Linked DNA regions of Homo sapiens: region 1 is linked to region 2. A link is a loop called in an ENCODE intact Hi-C map of the cell type or tissue named here. Cell type or tissue: psoas muscle. All regions are shown on one strand.

Region 1 (8,000 bases), 55 kb before region 2:
AGCAGCATCCCTGGTCCCCAATCCCTAGATGCCAGGAACCCCCGAGTTGTGACAATTGAGAATGTCTCTAGACACTGCCAAATGCCCCTGGGGAACGACATCATCTCCAATTGAAGGGCCACTAATCTAAAGTGAGAAGTTTCTGTGCTCAGTTCTGTAGCTGTCCCATCTCTAGTAATTTACCATGTTCTTCCAAGTTCCTTCCACCCCCCCAAAAATACAGGTTTTATGCCCTTAAAGGCCATTAGATAACTGTCTGGTTTCTGGAAGAGGTGAGAGGCTTGTGTTGCAGGTGTTACTGAGCCCAGTTAGGGCAGAGGGGAGCCTTGGCCCAGTGCTCTGGGTGCTGTCGCCTCCTTGGGCAGGGGGCCCCTCATCACCAGCTGCTGTGCACTCCTCTGCCATCTCCTATGCAAACATGGTGCATCCTCCCTTCTTCCCTCCCTTTCCTCCTCTCCCATGTCCTTGTTCTGCTGCTGCTCAGTTTCATTTGACAGTCCTGTCTTGTGCATCTTGGCACATTTTGGTCAAATCTTCTCGGGTTTTCTTTTGTGGTTTTGTTTAAGAACTCAAGGTGTAAATGTAGTGTGGTCCCAGCTGTAATTTCTCACACACACTCACCCTAAAAACAAGGAGTCAGAGGTGTGGGATGTAAGAGCCATCCTGGAATGGGGGTTTAAGTGAGGGAAGGAGGCCTCTTCATCTTCCTCCCTTGTTCTGAAACTCTTCGTGGGGTGATGGCATGAGCCTTGGGTGACTGCAGCCTCCCCTCCTGCTCAAGGCTTCCCTCTGTAGATTCAGCACTTTCTTGGTGTGGGTTCAAGCCCTTTGGAGTCAGAGCTGGGAACACAGGGGTTTAGGAAACAGAGGAGAAAGGAACTTGCCTGTTAGTTGAGTTAATCGCTATTTTAGCATCTCAAGGTGTTTCTTCAAACAGCCTTGCAGAGTCCATTTGTGACAGGGTTGTGGTGTGAAGTGGAAAGGACAGCAGAGCAGAGTCAGGGGACTGTGACCCCGGATGAACTACTTATTATGGTTTCCTGAACCTCACTCACAGCACCTGCCTCAGTACAATGCAAGCCCTGAGAAACGCTTGCAATACACATGGCTTGAAAGAGATTATGATTCAGTTTGGTTCATAGAAACCTCTCATTTCAGAAGTAATATGACCAGAGGAAGGAACTAGGAGGGTGAGGGCTGATTCTGTGAAAAACCTTTGGGGGAAAGGCCTTTCCTCACCAGGCTGGCCAGAGGAGCCAGGTCTGGGAGGCTGGCCACAGCGGGGACTGTGGGACAGCAGTCAGTGTGCCTGAAACCTTGGGCTGAGCGAGGACGCCTCAAGAGGGGGAGATAGGGGTGTTCAGGAAGAGCCCAGATGGGATTCAGAGGCTCTTGCTTCCTTGGTGAGGGAGTCATTTGCTGGCACAAAGCCCTGATGAGGAAGAAGGTCACCAAACCTGTGCTCCGGGTGGTACCCTGGGGCCAGCGAGGAGGCACTTGCCGAAACCACACACTTCCTTACATTCCATAGCAAAGTAATCCATATGGGGATATAAAGAAGCATGTGGCCTCGGGAAGCAGTGTCATCCAGAAGCAGCCCGCATCTCAGAAGTGGGCCACTTGTAGCATCTTTCCTCCTTGCCCAGGCAGGAAACTCTTAGCGAGAAGATCACTGGGATCTCAACTCATCCTAAATCCCCCCCGCCCGACCAAATCATGCTGAAATAAATCTGTTGTGAGGAATGGCAGTGCTGCTTGGGACCAAATCCTTCCTACTGTTTGTTCACAGATAAGCAGCACCACGTTTCCCTGGCTTATTCTTGTGCAGCTACAGTCTATCCAGTCCTTTGTTATTACTACTAATTAATTCACTGCTGCTGTTTTTGTGCATTTTGAATGTGATTCTTTTTTAATGTTTGGGATCCAGTGAAGGGAAAATTAAAAAGAAGAGAGAATCCAACAGAGAAATTTTCCACATTCACGCAGAGAGCCACTCATGCTTAGAAACACACCGGCCCTCCTGTACTTCCTACTGTACGTCTATCTGTTTTGGGTGCTTGTTGATGGGCAGCAGCTGCCCATCCAGCATTCCAAGCACCATTGTTCACTGTGGGAAGGATCCTTTTGTCGGGCTTCTGCTCCCCCTAGCCCATCACCTGCCCCACAATCTGTGAGGCCTGAGCCTCAGAAGGATGAGGGACATTGGCAGCTGTTGAGCCACTCAGGGTCTGGATGGCCACCCTGGCTGGAGGGAGATGGGGTTTTGAACTTTGTGGTATCTGATTCTCTGCCAGAAAATGGGGAAACATATGCCAAAGGAAGAGTTGGCCCCCAAAAAAGGTTTGAGGCTCACAGCACTGGCTGGGGTGGTTAAAAACATTTAATCACAGTAATAAAAAATAAGAGGTAACTTTTTATAAGTATGTTTTCTATAACAGAATCATTACAGTGTTTTGCGTATGTGAGCACCTTGACTCCTACCTACTCTATGAAATGTAGCCATTTTATCTGATTTTACAGATGAGGAAAATGAGGATCGTAGAAATGTATTAATTATCATATTTATAAATGGTAATTATTTAAAAAAAACTAATCAGATTGGAGGCACAGTTTTGGATCAACCCATGGAGAGAGGCTTAGAAGGTAAAAAAAATGTTGAGAAGGAAGAAAAGGAAACACTATGGGTTTTTGACTTGGTGTACCTTTATCCTTTCTGTAACTCTGCGCTTGGGGTGTTGTTGATGGAGGTGGCTTAGAAACCATACTGTTTCTTAGGAAAATAGGAAAATGTCTCTAGCATCCCAGTCAAAATCTTTCGGGCTGACCTTGGGAATCATCCAATGGCTCATCCAATTCCATCCAATGGCTATGTAAGCTTCTGCTCTGAAAACACTGTTTTCTCCCATAGTCAAGTATGAACTTCATAGAAGTGAGAGTTTGGGGCTACCCTTCCTTCTCTAAGTTTGGGGGCAGTGGGCAACCAAAAACACACTATCAGGGGCTGATGGCAGGGAGGCAGCTTGGTCAAAGGAGGAAGGAGGTGTGTCTGTGCCTCTAAGAAAATAAAAATGTCTCATTTCTTTCATAGAACCAGGGAACTTAAGAGCTGAATAAATGTCCATTTTAACTAGTTACATCTGTCAGATGGAGATCCTCCAAAGTGTTTGGCATTTGAGTTGTGAGGAGTGAGGGTTTGCACCGATGAGAGGAACCATCAAGTTTTATGTTCAAAGAACTAGAAAGAGCCAACTTTAAGAGACTTGCTATTCATGAGCCAGGCTGAGCTTCATACATTTATGTAGGAATACAAAAGAAAAAGATTTCCAGGGAAAAGATTTGAGATAGCCAAGACAGTGTAAACTATCCCATTAGACTGTCCCCAACATTTGGGTGTGAATTGTTTTGTCTTTGCCAAGCCCAACCTTGTAGGGTGAAAAGATTACTTAAAAGTTCACTGCAAAATCTGCAGGAGAAAAACAAATTGTTAATAACCAATTACTTGACAATTAATGAGTCCAGGTAACTAAATTCTTATCACTTTAGAATGAATAGAGAATTTTGAAAGTCGAGAGAGAGAGTTTGAAATGGGAATATCTATGATGAAAGCCTTGTTTAAACCTTCTTCCCATTTTCCTGGACATCTAGCTTAAGACACAAGAAAGAAAAGTCATGGAACAGGTTAGAAAATGGAGAGAAAGGTAGACTGGAAAAACAAACTACGGCAAAACCAACATATTTCAGACAAGACAAAAATAGTAGGTAAAAAAATCTGGGATGGAGAACATAAAGACACGTTTCTCTGTGCTTTGCATAGGGCAAGGGCATCTATATGACAATTGGATGTGGGTTTTTTTTCCAGATTATTTATCTAGTTTCCTATCTACCCAAATCTTTTGACTTTAGTAGGCACTGTTAATGGAAAGAATTAGGAGATGTGGTGTGTCACTTGGCCAATTGTGTGCTGGGTGATATTAGCCAAATTACCAGCTTTCTGTCTTCATTCCTATACCAAATCCCATGCTACTTATCTGTAAATAGCAGTTGTGTAACCCCAGCTGCCCACCAAAGAATGGGTTGAAGATTAATGAGATAACACATGTGAATATCTTGAGTTTCTTAGGAGAATGGGCCAATGGCAATATAAAATGTCACTCAACAGGTTATTGAAAACAAGATTTACTCCACACCCCAGCCCTGCCTCATGATCAGACAACTGCTCAAAACCCTTAAATTACTAACATGTCCTTTCCCTTGTCCTGAGAAGCAAGTACCATTTAAAAGCGTTCCAGACTTAAGTAACAGTAAAAAAGTAGCCTCAAAAGCATAAACAGCAATCACAGTTCTTTTTCAGTTTCTTTTGCTGAGCAGGACAGTATTTGAACATAAATGACTCAACACATTAAAGAGATAGAAGGATGCTTATTTCTCATTAATGGTCCTTAGAAAGCCTATTGGATTTGGGTAAAATCAAGGACAGGTTGAGACCGAGAGAAGTCTGAGTAAGACAAATGTGATCTTCAAGGTTATTGGCTATGAGGGGTGCAGGGAGAAACAGCATGGCTTGGACATCTGTGACTTGAGCAAGCTATTTAACCTCTTTCAGCCTCAGCTTCCTCATCTGTAAAGTGAGACTAACAGTGCTTCCTCAACGGGAGGAATTAGATTTATGTAGTGTGCCATGAGCATAATATTTGAAGTTTAATAAATAATCTCTATTACTATTATTAACATTATCTATTAATAATATACAATCAACATAATATTGATCTTATTAATAATTATATGTATTATATTATTAATTAATGTGTAATTGATATATTAATTAGTATTAATCTGGCAATGGAATCTACTTACTACATGGAAATCCTTATATTTGATCTACTTTAAAGGGTTTCATTAACATGACAATTGTTTTTATGTAAGGGGTGATTCAAAGATACTTGAGAAAGCAAAAATATTATCAAAAATATTCGTCGTACAATTTTAGTAGATTTGTTAAAAAAAGGTATTAATCAGTATCATTTCTGACAAGAATCATTACAGGTTCCGAATGTCTGGGATGCCAGTCTCATTTTTAGGAGTTTTATGAAAGGATATATGTGATGAGATGCTCAGACTGTCCCCTTACTGACCACAGGGGATTTTCCCTCTGATAATAGATCTGATCTTAGTTTGTTTGCTGGATGAGGATAGAAAACCAGGATTCTCTGCAGAACAATCACCTGTAGGTGACTCTCTGAATTTCTAATATAGGCATCTTAGCTCTCCCTATTCCTTCTCTGCCCCTGGTGAAGCTTGGAAGTTTTAAACAACTGATACTAGCTTGCTAAAATGTAATCAGAATTGTATGCTTTTATGGGAATTAGAGCCCTACTAGTGTCTGCAGAAGGCATGGCCTGCACTGATGCACCCACTTCAAAGTCTGAGGACTTGTGACCTTAAACACTGGTATCTCTTCCTGGTGTTCTTGGTGGCTGTCTGTGAAACAGAAGTGATTCTGCTGCTCACTAAGTGAAAGCCAAATTATTTGGGGCTTACCATCATCTGGCTGAGGAGGTCGGAAATAAAGTAGAGGTCCCTCCTTTTAAGGCAAGCATGGGGTAGTAATTCGGGATAAGACCTTATTTTTTCTGGGACTCAGCCAGAATGTCTTGCTATTTTTAGAGAACTGGCTAGTTCTGAATGTTGATTTAATCTTAGACAGGAGTCCCATTTAACTTCCCAGGGGCAGCCAAGAGCAATGCCAGCTCCAAGAGCCCACCTTCTCTTCCTGCTGGCATTCTGCCACCTTCCCCAGAAGAGGTGAGTATCAGTGGCATTTCACCATCACTGTTGTCCTTGCCCTGCTTCTCATCCAGGAGAATTGGAGCTGGAACTTCAGGGGAGGGGAGGGTAAGGGGAGGAGAGGGAGCCAACATTATACTAAGCCGTTTGTTTAGAGGATTCATGCTTACAACAATCTTGTGAAAGGCATTTGATGAAACTGTCACAAGCAGGCTAAGTAATTTGGAGACAGAGTGGCTAAGAAACTTGCCAAAATCATTCAGCAAGTAAATGGCAGACTTATGACTTGATGTTACTCTCTAACCCAAAGCTCACATTTGTTCTAATATGCTGTATTTCCAAACCTTGCCTGATTCTTGGTGTCTCTGAGGCGCTTATTAATATCCCTGTTCCCTGGTAGGGGAGCACTCCACTCCAGAGCCACGGGATCAGAATCTCCAAGGTAATAGCTGGGGATCCACTTTTAAAGCAATCACTCCTAGGTGACTTCTATGCTCAGCAAATTTAGGAAATAACAGCTCTAGGACAGTTGCTTTCATGCTTGAAGAAATGTTAGAATCCCAAGTTTCTATGCAGATTCTTCTGACTTGATCTGATAGACACTGAGATAAGTGATCTGGGTCAGGGCCCAGGAACCTGCATTTTTGCACATCATCGTCCTCCCCACCCCCACCATTTTATTCTGTTACAAGTGGCCAGAAGACTTTGAAAAACAATGATCTAAAAATAAACAAGAAAGAGGGATATGGATTCTATAGCAATAAAATCATTAATCCTGGAAAGGACTCACTTCACAGCAGTCCAAAGAAAATTACTTAGTTTGGGTTAAAGGATGAATTTCTGCAAACATGGTGATAAATGGTTAGATCCAGAAACAGGGTGATCCCTCTGTACAATATGAGTAGTCAACATCTTAGTGACAGGAATGCTAGAGGTGACCACTAATATCTAACCTTCCCAATATTCCCTAGGCTCAGTTTCCACCAGGAATATTCCTTTTCCTTTGCCCAACTTCACTAGTTAAAATTCTTTGCTTTAAGGCTTAGTTCAAAAACCACTTTCTTCCCAAAGTTCAAAACCACTTTCTTCCCAAAGTTTCCTCTCCATTCTCTTCCTCTTCTTAGTTCCTATGTCTGTAATTGGGCATAAATCACATGTTATTTTGCAGTCTAATTCCTCGTGTACCTGTAATGCGTCTACATCTCTTCTCCTAGAGGGCCAGCACTCTAACTGCTTCATGTTTGATTTCTCAGCCATCTGCCAAAGGCCTTTTGCACAGTAAGGGTCAAGCGGATAAAGCCACCACCACTACCACCACCCTTACAGAGCACAGTGTGCAGGTCTTTTTTAAGCATTGTAACACGTATATTAGAAATATTTCTATTTTACAGGTGGAGGGAACAAGGAATTGAGAGGTTGTTTTTTGGTGGACGGGTCTCTTTTACAAATTCTAGCTCTGTAGATGATCAGCACGTAAGGAGATCTGAATACTGAGGATTCTGGGAAGAGGTCCTTAAAAACTCTTAACCTTTTGATTAATTTAGTGCATCAGAATCACGTGAATGGCTTGCTGAAACACAGATTGCTGGGTCTCACCCCCAGAGTTTCTGATTCAGGAAGCCGGGGTAGGAACTGAGAATGTTCATTTCTAGCACGTTCCCAGGTGATGCTGATGCTGCTGGTCTGGGGCCCACACTCTGAGAACCACTGCTCTAGGTCAATGTTTCTGACACTCCACACTTTGAGGGCAAAAAATTGGCCCTTATATTCTGAGCTTCCTAAAAGCAAAGAGATGAGGGAGAGGAATAGAAACCACACAGAAGTTAGGAAGGTGTGAGCCCTTTCCAAGGGCATGGTTGTAGGTGCTTTCACTGATGAGGGTGCGGACAGGCAGTCAGCACTCAAAAGAGAGGGAAACACTGCTGGAAGTCACTTAGTGCTTTTGGCTTGAGCAGTTGCTTGCCACCAGCAATGATTTCATTGGTTTCCAAATTTTACCAACAAGTTTTCTGTGTGTTTTGGTGAAGAATGTGTATAAAATGAGATGAGTATTTTTCTTGAGAAGATAGCCCAGCAGAGAGTCCACTGACTCACTTGACTTTATATCACATTTGCAGAGGGATCATAAAGATAATATAATACAATTTAATAATACAGAATAATGATGAAGCTTTTTATTACAGCTCCCAAAACTGTTACTTAAAAAAAAAAATTTG
Region 2 (8,000 bases):
AGAACACATGGACACAGGAAGGGGAACATCACACTCTGGGGCCTGTTGTGGGGTGGGGGAAGGGGGGTGGGATAGCATTAGGAGATATACCTAATGCTAAATGACGAGTTAATGGTGCAGCACACCAGCATGGCACATGTATACATATGTAACTAACCTGCACATTGTGCACATGTACCCTAAAACTTAAAGTATAAAAAAAAAAAAAAAGAACCATACCATCCTGTTTGGGAACGATGTGTATAACTTCAGTGTTGGCTGGCATCATCAGCCTATGCATACACATGGGGGCATATTTATAGTTGCACCCACATTTTGATGGCTTTGAACTCTACATTGACCCATGTGTGAACTTAGCTATCTCTTAGAGCTTATCTATTCTAGTTAGGGTCTCATTAGGACCTAGAGAGATGGCATGTGTAGACTGAAAAATTAATAAAGAAATTATTTCTAAGAGGTGTGGCCAAGGTTCAGGAAGAGCAAGAAGGGATGGTGCAGTGTATGCAAGCTAGGAACAGTAGGACCTGTTACCACCCTTAGGCCTGAAGAAATAAAGAGAGGAGGGGCACTAGAACCTGCAGAGAGAGTGAGAGAATGAGAGTGAGGGTGCTATATGGAAAGGCCCCTCTGTCAGAAGCTGAGATCTAGTAGGGATGGAAGTGGGGGAAAATACTCTTATCACATCTTGTCTCTCTGCCCCTTCCTCTGGGTTCCTGGTTGTGGCCTCCATTTGTGAAACACTTGTGGGCAATAAGTGCATTGGTGCAGCCCACACAGGTCACCTTCCAAGGGCACACAGCAGGGTGGAGAAGGGTAGAGAGTAGGTCTGGAGGGTTAAATGAAAGGTATCCAGCATGCTAATTTCAGAGTTTCTTAGATGATGCTCATTTTGTCCTTCCTCTTCTATTCTGGCTTCCTTTGTTTAATATCCATAGCCTGTGAACCCTTCTAAAGACTCTTCACAATTGACACCATTCCTGGGGCCACTAATGCAAAGTCCAAAGTGCCTATCAATAGTGTTCTCCTACCACAGGGTTCCTGTGTTAGTCTGGGTCCTCTGAGAAGCAGATGCTGAAACAGGATGAAACGTGCAAGGATTTTATTAAGGTGGTGCCTGTGAGAAAAGATGGGTTGGAACTGGAGAACACTGGGCAAGCTGCCAGTCTGACCACAGTGAAAGAGAGGGGGTGGAAGCATCCTAGGTTGCCACATACTCTAGGAAGGTTCAGCAAGGTCATCAGGCAGGCTTTAAGGCAAAGTTGCTGTTGGAGGAGTCCTGTGTCTCCTCTGGATGGACCTGTCTTACTATCCTTCCACACTCAGTCCTTGGCTGGGAGCAGCATGTAGAAGCGTGGCCTTGGTCCAAATGCAGTGATGAATTTTATGGCAAAGAAACTAGGCCCTTGATCTTTTATGCTTCTTGTAATTGGAGATCTGCAAGGTGCATTCTCATGGGCCCCCACAGTTTTCCAGGAATTCAGAGCAGTGTTAGAATCCAAGAGAAAGGGGTCAGAGATTAACCCTCTCTCCTGACCTCCCTGAGTTTGCATCATAGGCCTGAGTAACAATTTTTGTGCTGAGAATTTTATAAGCACTCATAGGAATTACTTCTTGTAGAGTGTTGTCAATGTCTGTGGTGGGCATGGCTACCCTCCTTGGAATAGCAGAGAAATGGTGCTCAGCCTGCCTCCTGAGAAGCATTTTCAGAGACTTGAGCTCAAGGCTTTAGAATTTCTATGTGAAAGAGGCTTTGGAGTGTAAGGGGCTTATATTCCATGGACATATCCCAATGACAGGAATACTGGAGGCTCCCCAAAGCTTCATGTGGTATAGCCACTTTCTCTAGAGTTCTACAACATTTCCTTTTAGGCCTCAAGGCAAGAAATGATTCATTGTCCTTTATTTCTTTTACAATAGAGCTTGATTGTCCACCACGAAATACCTATAACACAGAGCACAGAAACCAAAGTCCTGGGTGTCATTAGGATTCTTTTAGTCCATAGTAGAGAGGTGGCTGTCTCCTCATAAGAAAATTGGGGTGATTTTAGGATGCGGCCTTGATAGCTAGGCTGCCAAAAATACTTATAAATATTTATTATAGGCCTTTTAGCCAAGGATAGATGTGGGGCTAATTTATGGAAACCTCTTGTTGAAATAACAAGAAATAAAACATAAGTCTTAGGAAACTTATCAGGAGACTCTACAATATAATAAAATAATCTGATTATATTTCTGTCTCCTCTGCCAGATGGTAAGCAGTTTGAAGGCAGAAACTGTGTCATACTCTTTAAAAATATAACTTTGAATTATCTAAGTGATTCATATCATTTTTATAAAAATAAAAGTTACTAATAATGTTGAAATCTCCTTTACCCCCAAACTAGTCTTCCCCCTCCTTCCCATTACCCACATGCCAGGCACACAAATGTGGTTCAAATGATGCTTGTTGACCTGCATGGAAGAGATCCAGAGTGGAAACTGAGAGAGGTTCAGCAGGCAGGCAGGGTGGTGGGGTGACTGACCCCCTACCTGCCCCAATCTGGCCAAGCACCCTCTCTCTACACCACTAGCTTCAGGGCTACAAAAATTTTTCAGCTTGTCACGGGTTGCCAAACTGTGATATACAGCAGAGTTGATGTAAACTTCCACACTTTCTAGAGGATAGTTTTACTACTGTCATCAGAGTTGTGGTCGTATTTCCATGGCTTTAATCTGGTTTTGCTGGAGATGCTTCTCCAGGTCTACTGCTGGTCCTTGAAGGTGGAGACTCAGGGCTATCAAATTTTACCAAAATGACTTCTCCCTCAAAGGAAAGGGAGAGGATAGAAGATAAGGACGTCTTCTGGTCAGGTATCGCCAGACGTAGACAAACATGATCAGGAATTGGGGGATGTGAATCAGAATGGGCAGTGGGACAGGAACAGAGAAGTCAGACATGGACCAAGTAAGAAGGTGTTGTTGACCTTCCTAGGCCCACCAGTTCAACCGATGACTGAGGCCCATGGTCTGGGTACGACTGGAGGGTGATGAGTACAAGTCAAGGACCTCCTCTTGGTTAAAAAAGCAAGGTCAAGAGGGAGGATGAGGAGTAGAAAAATGAAGAGAATCAATCAACCCTTTCTCAGCAAGACTTGGACCAAGTTACTTCCCTTCTGTACTTCTTTAGACCCATACCCCTACAGTGGGTATATGAATAACAGCCCATAACCTGGTATTTACGAGTCACTCTTCGGGATGAAGAGTGAGAGACTGTTCATGAATGGGGATCTGCCCTCTAGTGGTCCTTTCTCTTGAGCCCTCTGTTCAATCGCTGATTTGCTGGCAAATTCTTTCAATGTTGAATGCCTGTTTGTCTCACTGGGTGGACTTTTACTTAAAATTCTTATCTGGGGCACATGCAGTAAGTGGAGAAAAATGTAAGACACTTTTCCTTTGGTCATTACTAACAAGCCCTGAGGAAAAAGCCTGAGTGGCTTATGTTAATCATTAAACTTACCCATGGTCAGGTCTGAACTTTTACTCTGGTACACATTTGGCTGGGACACAAACGAGTTAGGTGAGTTATAGTCTAACGTGAGTGAGTTACCTGCGTGGTGGCTGCAGGCTGAGCTCTAACCAGATAACATGTCCACGGATTCTTGACAGAGAGAAATAAGATCACTTAGAAAGAAAGGATCATTTCTCCCTTGAGTCACAAGGAGACAGAAACAGAAAAAAAAGGTACTGTTTGATCCAGAAAAGTCTCTGCTCTCTGTTTTCTAGGTGTTGTATCTCTTGTTAACGTTCTGGTGAACAAAAGGAAGAAATGGGAGATCTATAGTAGTGCCTTGCAACTTTGTCCCTCGATGTCCCAAAGGAGAAGCTGAGAGGGAAGGGAGGAAGAAGGGAAGAGGGAGTGAGAGCAGAGAGAGGAGAGAGAGAGAGGAGAACAAAAACATGACTAAATAAATGCACACAGCTCTCCTCTGTGGTTGAAAAATTTTAGTTATGAGAAATAAAGAGAGTCTGAGTTTATTTTTAGGAAGAATTAGTGGATAGACTAATAAAAAATTACATTTATAATTGACATGAAAAAGATGCAGTTCCAAATGTAGGGTTTTAAGAAAACCAGTGTGCGAATGTTTATTTCTATTGTTCTGAGCTTGGGAGTAGGCATTAAGAAGAAATGTTAAAATCACGTAGCCAGATTGAAAATAGACTCTCCTGTGCTGAGTATATTTTGTCTGTGTAACAAGCAAGTCAGATCTCATGCTTTTGGACTAAGCAGCAAATACGCTTGGGTACTTTTCCCTATGTGGTAGATGTATTCTGAAAGTTGTATATTTATAAGTTGAATTCTATTTCAAATAGACGTAAAAGTTTGGGAATTTTGCAACGAAAAGGAACACTTGCTGAATCCACTTGAAAATACTAGAATTCCTTTCTTAAATCCAAGTAGCCTCCACACTTACCCTATCTGGTAATGACTCGGGGGCAGGTACATAGATTGTTTGTTTTCCCAACTTTTAGTATAGTGCTTAGCACGTAGTGGGCATACAATAAATGTTTGCAGTGTTGAATTAAATAGAAATGATTATAGATTTCCAGCTGTCTCAATCAGAACATGCCCGTAAGGTGAGTTTATTGCAAAGTTTTTGCAGATTTTTTTTTTGAGGGGGGGAGTATATTGTAGCTTTTATATTTTCAGAAATGATGTAACTACTTCTGCTAATCTCAGTGTTTTCTTAAAAATATAAATTAAATGGCCAGGTGTGGTGGTTCATGCCTGTAATCCCAGCACTTTGGGAGGCTGAGGCAGGGAGATCACTTGAGGCCAGGAGTTCAAGACCAGTCTGGCTATCATGGTGAAAACCTGTCTCTACAAAAAATTCAAAAATTAGCCGGGTGTGGTGGCGCACACCTGTAATCCCAGCTACTCAGGAGGCTGAGGCATAAGAATCACTTGAACCTGGGAGATGGAGGTTGCAGTGAACTGACATCATGCCACTGCACTCCAGCCCAAATGACAGAATGAGACCCTGCCACACACACACACATACACACACACTTTGTGTGTGTGTATGTGTGTGTGTGTATGTAGGTATGTATATATATATTAAATATATTTATATATTTATATGTAATAAACATAAACATAATTAAATATATATTAAACGTGTATTTAGTAGTACATGTGGGTGTTTAATTCTGTAATTTTCAAACTTTCAGAAAATTTCAGAGGCACTATTTTTAAGAGGATTTTGTCGATGCCCTCTGCCATGAGGTGCTGGAGAGCAGCTCAGCACTTTCCTTAGAGCAGGCATGAGAGTGAAAGCTGTTCATCTCAGATTAGGTAAACCCAGATTTAGGGTATTCAAATATGTCTTCATCCACTCCAATGTACTGAGCGCTGTGTGGGACCTTCACACTTTCACACTAGGAAGGCTGTGGAAATAGAAGACTGGTTCCTGGGTCTCTTCAAGGAACGTGCCGTCTGGAAGAAGAGGCCTATGTGTGCCACATTATCTGGTCTAGGCTCTACAGCACGGAAGTTAGAGGTTCAGGGGGAAGGTGGTGAGCACTGGAATGGCGGAGGAAAGAATCAGCTGAGGAGGGGCTCCTGAGCAGCACCACGAAGGTGCGCCAGGATCTCCTGAGGCCACGGAGAGAGTTGAGGGCATCCAGGAAGGGACCAGCAGGGGCCAAGGCAGAGGCTGATGTGTGGAAGGCTTGTCTGAGTGACGGTGAGAACGGCGTGTGGCTGCAGTGTAGGGTTCAAACTGGAGAGCAGCACGAGGGAAAGCTGGACGCCAGCACAGGGCAAAGCAAAACAGACTTCACCCTATCACGAACTAGAATTTTAATTTCTAGAATTCTTTTTAAAACTCAGCTTCTGTTCAATAATGAGTTAATGAAAGAGGTTATTATTTATCCAGCTTAAAATAAGTTGGTGGGACAAGGAGGGCAGAGTGGGGATGATTTTATGCAAGGTTCTCAGATGATCCTTTTCTCCTGAGCTTGGAAAAATGGTGGCTCCATTTGAAGACACTAAGGCCATGTTTATCTCATCTCCTTAATTTCCCAGGTTTCAGAACAGCAAAATAATCGTATGTAAACAAAATGATAATTTTTTTTTGCTTTTTTTGTTTTTATAAAGCACAAAAGCTATGCTGCTCCAATCAAAACTGAAAATGCTTTTAATGTCTGAGCAATCTTAAGAGTATTGATTTAAGTGGACAGAATGACTGCCTGGCTGATCTCTCTGATGAGTATTGAAGTACTACTTTTGGCAGGTCAGTAGAATGTGTTTTGAAGGAATTATAGGTAAGAACACAATAGGTTACCTTGAGAACTATTATTGAAACTTAAAGTAATATTTTGGTTGTATACCATAAATATATGCATTTTTAACTTGCCAATCAAAAAATTGAGTTAAAAATACTGTTTTCAGAGCAGGTGTTAAGGTATTTGCTTTTGGGTTTAAATTATATGTTGAATAATTGTTTTTATTTTCTGTTTAACAGCTGAGGTTATATACTGAAATGTTATGACTATATACTTCAATTTTTAATGGTCAGTGAAGATTATTGTTGTAGTGCAGAGCTTTTAATAATAACTTATAACCTTTCTTTTATAATTCCTTTTGGGCTATGTGATGTAATTCTTTTTAGATTTTGCTGTCGGACTTTCCCAAAGAGATTAACTTGTCATAATCATTAGATTGCTTGTATTATCTCAAATCATCTGTTCAATTTTCTCTGCGAATTTGGTTATCCTCTGTATCTTTTTATGGCCTTTGTTTTGGGGCTTCTTTAGATAGAAGTATCTAATCATCTTTGGAAGATGGTCTAGTCTGGCTGGGGCTGCCATAAATGGTTGTGCTAATGTGACGTGGTTCCCCACCACCTTCAGATGTGAAGTGCATCATGAGAATAACTGTACAGGGAAGTCCTGGGCTAGACACAGTTTCTTCTAAAGAAACTATAAATAATTCTGTCGGTAACACTTTCCTTGTTTATTACCTCACTGAGCAGCTGCATGATTTTTGCTGGCTTCCTTAACTTGGCCTTTCCTTCATCAAGACTTGTCCAGGAACATCTTCAAAGATGGAGGGATAGATTAAGGCCCATGCTTAGCTGGTGATCTATACAGGAGAATCCAATCTAGCCTAGTATATAAATTCTATACTGCCTTTTTTTTTTTTAAACAAAAGGAAATTCCAGCAATGATCCATGCTTCACCCCCTCTCTAAGCAGGCAAGGCAAGAATCTAGATAATTTTGTATTCATTTGGGAAGTCATTCTGATCATGAGGGAAAACTAGTATATTAAGCAGTATATTGAGCAGGAGAATTGAAATAGGAACAGCTTCTATTAGGTTGGTGCAAAAGTAATCGCGGTTTTGCCATTAAAAGGAATGCAAAACAGCAATTGCTTTTGCACCAACCTAATGGAAGTCCTTTTTTCTCTCCAGGACTGGAAATGATTGATGATCTTTACAGGGAAATATGGCCACCTGATTAAAGAGTGGGAAAGAGAGCAGAGAGAGACAGTATGGGTTTGATTAGGACCCAAATATGTCCTTGAGGCTCTTTCCAAAGGAAGTAGAAATTCAGAATTGTCCTGATGAGTGCAGGGTTTTTGAATGTCTAAGATAAGAAGAATTTGTCAAAATTTTCCTTAAAATGGGGCTTCTGATGATGTGTTTCCCACACCAGCAGCACCTGGTTAGAAATGTAGATTCTTGGGCCTGCCCCAGACCTACGGAACCAGAAACTCTGGGGATGTGGTGCAACCACCTGTGCTTAATCAAGCCTTTCTGGTGATTCTGAGGCAGGTTAAATATTGCTTAAAATATTGCAGAAGGTAGTGGTTTGAATCTGACCTTCAAAACCAATGTTTTTTTTCACTTACTTACAGTACGTCACCTGAGTTTACATATTGAACCTGAAGAAGGTAGCCTTGCAGGGGGAACGTGGATCACAGTCATTTTTGATGGTAGGTTGGGGTTTTACCAAGTGC

The links. Peaks named below come from ENCODE experiments on the same cell type or tissue, not always from the same donor. Only the 100,000 strongest peaks of a DNase experiment are listed, where the experiment ranks them.
Region 1: a loop joins it to region 2, with 2.7 times the contacts of the local background. A loop is called at or near these places in 3 of 110 quality-filtered maps.

What each region holds. Positions count from the first base shown.
Region 1 is chr6:52,137,929-52,145,928 of GRCh38, reverse strand. MIR206 (microRNA 206) reads right to left here and starts at 1,580; the gene lies at 1,495-1,580. In psoas muscle, no CTCF peak of the experiment used is centred here; no DNase peak of the experiment used is centred here; H3K4me3 peaks cover 5,392 bases; H3K27ac peaks cover 6,410 bases.
Region 2 is chr6:52,083,154-52,091,153 of GRCh38, reverse strand. It overlaps PKHD1 (PKHD1 ciliary IPT domain containing fibrocystin/polyductin), which reads left to right and starts at 3,541. Exons shown (of 67, transcript NM_138694.4): 1 at 3,541-3,720; 2 at 6,137-6,272; 3 at 7,899-7,976. The coding sequence starts at 6,221. In psoas muscle, a CTCF peak has its summit at 3,270 (motif pointing left); no DNase peak of the experiment used is centred here.